2 separate regions of the Homo sapiens genome follow, and region 2 is linked to region 1. Evidence: chromatin contacts called from ENCODE Hi-C or POLR2A ChIA-PET data. All regions are on one chromosome and are shown on one strand. The core of a region is the stretch at or near the end of the contact, and the rest is flanking DNA. Distances in the headings are between cores, read along the strand shown.

The links. A loop is a pair of places that touch in the nucleus more often than their neighbours do. ChIA-PET counts read pairs that join two places held with the same protein, here RNA polymerase II (POLR2A).
Region 2: a map with no recorded cell type shows a loop between it and region 1 (4-fold over the local background). The contact joins two enhancer-like sites. A Hi-C loop is called at or near these places in 1 of 168 maps with a recorded cell type or tissue (A673) and 1 of 37 single-sample maps with no recorded cell type. POLR2A ChIA-PET finds 5 or more read pairs at or near these places in 1 of 52 experiments (IMR-90).

The regions. Positions count from the first base shown.
Region 1 is chr10:61,834,001-61,836,700 of GRCh38, reverse strand. All of the region lies in intron 2 of LINC02625 (long intergenic non-protein coding RNA 2625), which reads left to right. Among named protein-coding and RNA genes, the nearest start is that of LINC02625, 33 kb to the left of the region's middle. Within about 2 kb of position 1,425, at least 11 of the 41 ENCODE cell types and tissues checked have a DNase peak (open chromatin) inside an H3K27ac peak, as active enhancers do.
Region 2 is chr10:62,182,134-62,184,917 of GRCh38, reverse strand. It overlaps a transcript of RTKN2 not described here. Among named protein-coding and RNA genes, the nearest start is that of LINC02621, 76 kb to the left of the region's middle. Within about 2 kb of position 1,382, at least 5 of the 41 ENCODE cell types and tissues checked have a DNase peak (open chromatin) inside an H3K27ac peak, as active enhancers do.

The DNA of each region.
Region 1 (2,700 bases), core at 176-2,675:
GGAAGATAAAAGATATATGAAGTGTTTGTTCTAAGCGATACTATTCATTTAAAGATCATAATGTAACCCCACCCTAGCAATTATTGTGAAAAACAAGACAAATCTCCATCTATAGCTTTCTGACACAGTCTTGATTTGAGAAACAAAATAAGCACATTACTGTTATAGTCTAATAGACTGCAAGCTGTTTTATTAGAGTCAGCTGAATCCTGTTTTGCATAAAAAAGAACTCTGTTTGCTATCAAGAACACATTTACATTAATATGACTTTGACAAAGTAAAATAAAATCGCATTAAGATGATGTAAGTAGATAAGACAATGAAATCTCTGTGAGAGAGTTTTGGCACACACTAATTACAGTCAAGTCCCTGCAGAAAAAGAACATATTTTTACACCAACTATCCATGTGTTTGAAAATGTAGAGAGCCCAAAATGCAATCCTTGGTTTAGGTATTTCCTGAATACATTGTATTTCTGTGCTTCTGAGATAGGGTTTTTTTTTTTTCTTTAAAGGAGGCTGCCCGATAAATAATACTTTCATTTACAATAATACAAGCAAGTTTCTTTCTGAATACTAGCCTGTAATCATCCTGATTATTTTAAGGGACTTTCCAATACAGGGCAGCTGAAAACAACGTTTTAGATTACATGGTAATTTAGGAATGCATGAAAAGCTAAGCAGTTACCATAATAGGGTTCTGGATAAACTTCATGCTTTTTAGAGCAAAACATAACAACATATGTTTTGTGATTTGTTTCAATGATTTTTCTATATTTTTTTTGTTCAGGTTCTATCAAAATATTTGGAGGCCTCATCTGCGTACAGCATTTTTATAACCTTATTTTGAAAACTTTGATGTCTCTCTTTTTAGTTCAGTCATTAAAAGAAAGGCAATGATGGATGATGATAATGCCTCGGATTTTATGACTAATCAGTTCTTGGCAGTGGCCATATTTCTTCCGTAGTGAAACTTTAATACTCCTTTGGCCTTGCATAGGCTTAACAACAACAAAAAAATTTTTTGGAACTGTGTTACACCGGCTACTTATTAAGTATTAGCAAACAGTTATTATACAAAAGTTAGCACTCTGATTTAACACCTGACAAAATGGAGCAACCAGGAAAGATGATTTCTTCTCTTTTCTGGATTCTCACAAATTTTAGGTGCCTTGCTATTGTGTTTTTTTTCCCCCATGTTTTACATACAGGAATACGGAGAAAAGCTATTCAGATGGTAGAAATATTGAGGGGGAAAAAGTCTTGTAGGGGTGAGTTGGGCTGCCATTTGCATTTTTTCTTCCTGAACCGTCTTTTTGATGACACAATTTTTATGAAAAGCCTGATTTTCTGCCCCGAGTCTTAATGTATTGTTCTTGAAGTTGCAACAACAAACACCAGGTGTCTCCACTTAGCTGAGCTACAGGTTCTGAAAAGGAAGGCCACTTTGCCAGGAAAAGTTGAAGCTACCTTCCTTTTCCCTCCCTAGTGCTCCTGGCCGTGGCCTAGACAAGGCCAGAGGGCTGGCTGTGAGTAGGGGAGTGGAGTTTATTCTTTCATGAGTGCTCAGTTTAAAGCCTATTGACTCAGATTTGTAAGGGAACCTGATTTTTGTGTGGAAGTCATGAAGACTGGCATCCGTGGAAATACTGATACCAGTGAATTAGGCAGCTGTGGCCTGTATTGCATGCCTGTTCTACTCTGGTGGGGACCTGCCATCTTGGTTGGCAAGAAGCCCTTCCTGGGTGGATGGGGGCCTTCTTCTTTTAGGATAGCCAACTCCATGGGGACCTTCTGGCTGAGAACAACCAGATCAGAGACCCACAACCTAATGTGCTGGCTTCTTCTCTACCAGGGGCTGATGTCCCAAATCCCAAGTTGCTATTTCCATGAGCATATATTCTTCAACAAATAATCAGTTAATCTCTACTGTGTGCCAGGTACTGTCCTAAGCAGTGAAAAAACTAGAAAAACCTGCTCTCATAGAGCTTGCGTTAACATATGTCCCTTCCATTTGATGCCTGGGGTAAAAATCAATTCTGGTGTTTCTTAAAATGTGTTTTGTGGCATTCCAAGGATGGTAATAAGTATTGTGCTGAGAAATGTTTTCATATTTCATTATGCTCTGGAACTGCTGGGTTAAAAAGTGTCTAGATGCAAAACTCCTTAGTAACCTCTATATGCTAATTTGCATAGTCCCTTTCTAAGAGATGTCTTATTTCTCAAATATATTTGGCTAAGGAATAATTTTTTAAAAAATAAAAACATTCTCCAAGCCAATTTTTAAAAAACAAAATATGTCATTATTATCCTAGAGAAATATTCCAAACATTTTATTCTGTTACTCAAACACTACCTTCATAATTCTTATCCTGTCAGTTGGTCATCCTCATTATTTTTAAACCTAGAAATTACGCTGGATGTTTAAGTGAATGTTCTGAGGAATATACTTTGGGAAAAATTGCTTTGAGTAGTAGACATTCAAAGATTGGAAGATTTGGAAGCTAGAAGGAGGTAAAGAGGTTGGGGCTTAGAGGCCACCTGTAAGAGGAAAGAGATGTTTGCCCCTAAAAACGTGACTGTTGAAGCTGTGCTGGTATCCTTGCAGAAGAAAACTCTGTTCTCCATCAGTTTCTGAGCAGCCATCAAACAACTATTTTGGAAGACGGGAAAGCTAAGACATATGGGTTCCAGTCCCAGC
Region 2 (2,784 bases), core at 133-2,632, 350 kb before region 1:
CTTCAGGCAAGACTGTCTAGTGAAAACTATACTTCTATTTACTCTTCAGTAACTAACAAGGCCTGTTTTTTTCTTTACTTAGTTCTTATTTGAGATCTTGGTTAAGAAATTATAAAATATAAATAGAATATTAGCGACTTGGGTTATTTGGTTGTTGAGAAAGGGTTCTCTAGAGAAAATATAATTTCATAACTGCAGTACTTATTCAATTAGACTAGGAAGGCTCCTCAGAGGTAATCTACTTCAACCTCTTTCTGTAGGCGGAAGCCATGCTCCCAACCAATCATATTCATGAATATCCAGCCTCTGTTTGACATTATTCTTTAAGGTTGTTTGCTTTTAGAATTTTCAGCCCATTTCTTGTAAGTTCCAGTTCTAAGAAAGGCTTTTTTACATATTAAGACAACTCATTTTTCCTGAAACTTGCAATCTTTTCCACTGACTGCCTTTTGTGATTCTGATTGGTGGTGACTTTCTGGTTTTCTCTTTACCTCTGTGGGTGACTAAAGGTGATTTTTTTTGTTTTTCAGAATAATAGTAATCAACTACATAATCTCCAGAAACTGCCAGCAACTTCCAAATTCCTCTTCACATAGCTTCTCAAATACTTCATTAGAACCAGTGTGAAAAATTTAAAATACAATGTGACATTTCTCTAGTAGAATGTAAGCTTCATGAGGGAAAAGACAACGCGTCTCCTTCCTGTATTCCTAGCACCCAGTACGGCACCTGACACATAATAGTGACCTTAGAAGAATATTTAAGAGTCATTGAGTAAACATTTTGTAGAGCTGTCCATGTTTATTTTCCATTCAGTGTTTACCAGGTGTCTGCTATTTGGACAGTCACTTCATTGTTCATTAGTACATGACTTTGGTAAATATATCTCCTGTGAAGAGAAATATTATAACTACTATGGCATTCAACACTGGTATTTCAGTTACTCAACTAATCCACCCACTGATGGAGTGAACCTTGAATTAAATGCTTTGAAGAATAAAGTGAATCTTGATAAAAATCAAAGGCTGAAGAAATCTTGTTTGACAGAAGGCATGAACAAAAATGCTAAAATTAATACTGTTTGTGGAGAAACACTCATTCCACCGCAGACTAAATGGAGTTCATGAGTATCAAAATGCCTATGTGATCAAAAGGCAGAAACAGCTTCTTTTTACTAGGTCTGTTAATATTCCAGGACTCATAATATTGTGCCTACATGAGCACCTGTGTTTGTGGTAACTCAAAGTATTTGAACACCTTATCTCATCCAACCTCAAATTTCCTGTGAGGTATTTAAGCACCGAGAGCTCTTGGTACTGTTTTCAAGATGAAGCAGATGAATTAGAGAGGCTGTTCACACACCAAATTTCACAGAAGCCTATGGAGGAAATGACGGGGAGACTTACCAGTTAACACCCAGTTGCAGAAATCAATGTCAGAGCTTGAAAGGACCTTATAAACCCCTGATCCAATGTGGACTTTCCTAGTAAGACTTCTGTTTGCAGTGACTTGGTTCATTTCACCAACCACAAGAATTTTAAGTAATTTTTAATCATAAAAGTAACATAGAACATAGTAATACATATATACGTACATACATGATACAGAAAGGTATCAAAAAACAAAAACATATATTACTTCCTCCTCTAACATTCCAGTGCCAGTTTCCAAAGATTCCTATTACCCAGAGGTAACCACTGTTAATAATTTTTAATGTATATTTCCAAAAATTTTTTATGCATTTAGAAATGTGTGCATGTGGGTGATGGGTGCACCAAAATCTCAGAAATCACCACTAAAGAACTTACTCATGTAACCAAACACCATGTGGTCCCCCAAAAACCTATTGAAATAAATAAATAATAACATAATAAAGACTTAATAAAAAGTAAAATAAAAATGTGTACATGTATACATACACGCAATGACAGTTGGTCCTCAAATAACATCATTCCATTCAGTGTCATTTCATTATACTGTTGATTGGAAAAAAATTGATTTCTGCCCGGGGCCCCTGTCTGTGTGGAGTTCCCATGTTCTCCCCATGTCTGTGTGGGTTTTCTCTGGGTATTCTGGTTTCCTCCCACATCCCAAAGATGTGCATGTCAGGTGAATTGGTGTGTCTACATTGTCCCAGCCTGTGTGGGTGTGTGTGTGAGGTGCCCCCTGCTAGGGTATGGCGTCCTGGCCAGGGTGGCTTCCGCTTTGCACCCTGAGCTGCTGGGGTGGACTCTGGCCACCCTCAACCCTCATCTGGAATAATTGGGTAATAATTATCTTGTTTTTATTAATCTTTCTTAAAAGTATATATAGTTCGCATTTATTTCAGTGTTTAATATTAGAAGTGTTTTACTCTTTAGAAGTTTGGTGATGTTTTTGTGACCAGAAATATGCCATAGGAACTTAGCTCTTGTTTATATCAATTAGCCTGCAGTAATTTGGTTCCATTGTGTGTTTCCTTAAAGCTGAAGTTTCCAAGTACCTACTGATGACGTTAAGTGAGGACTTAACTTGTGTGTTGCAGCTCCTATTAAATTGCTGCACTTGGAAGCATAGTAGTCATTTCAAACTTTAAAAAGATCTTCTGCTATTCTGTTCCAATTCTGACCTTCTCACAGTTTTATTCATCTAGTAAACACCAACTCGATCCTTCCAGTTGCTCAGGTCAAAACCTTTAAGTCATCTTTGGTTCCTCTCTATCCAAAACACCATCTATCTAATTCACCAGCAAATCTTATTGAGTATATGTTAAAAATATCTCCAGAATCCAACCACTTATCACCA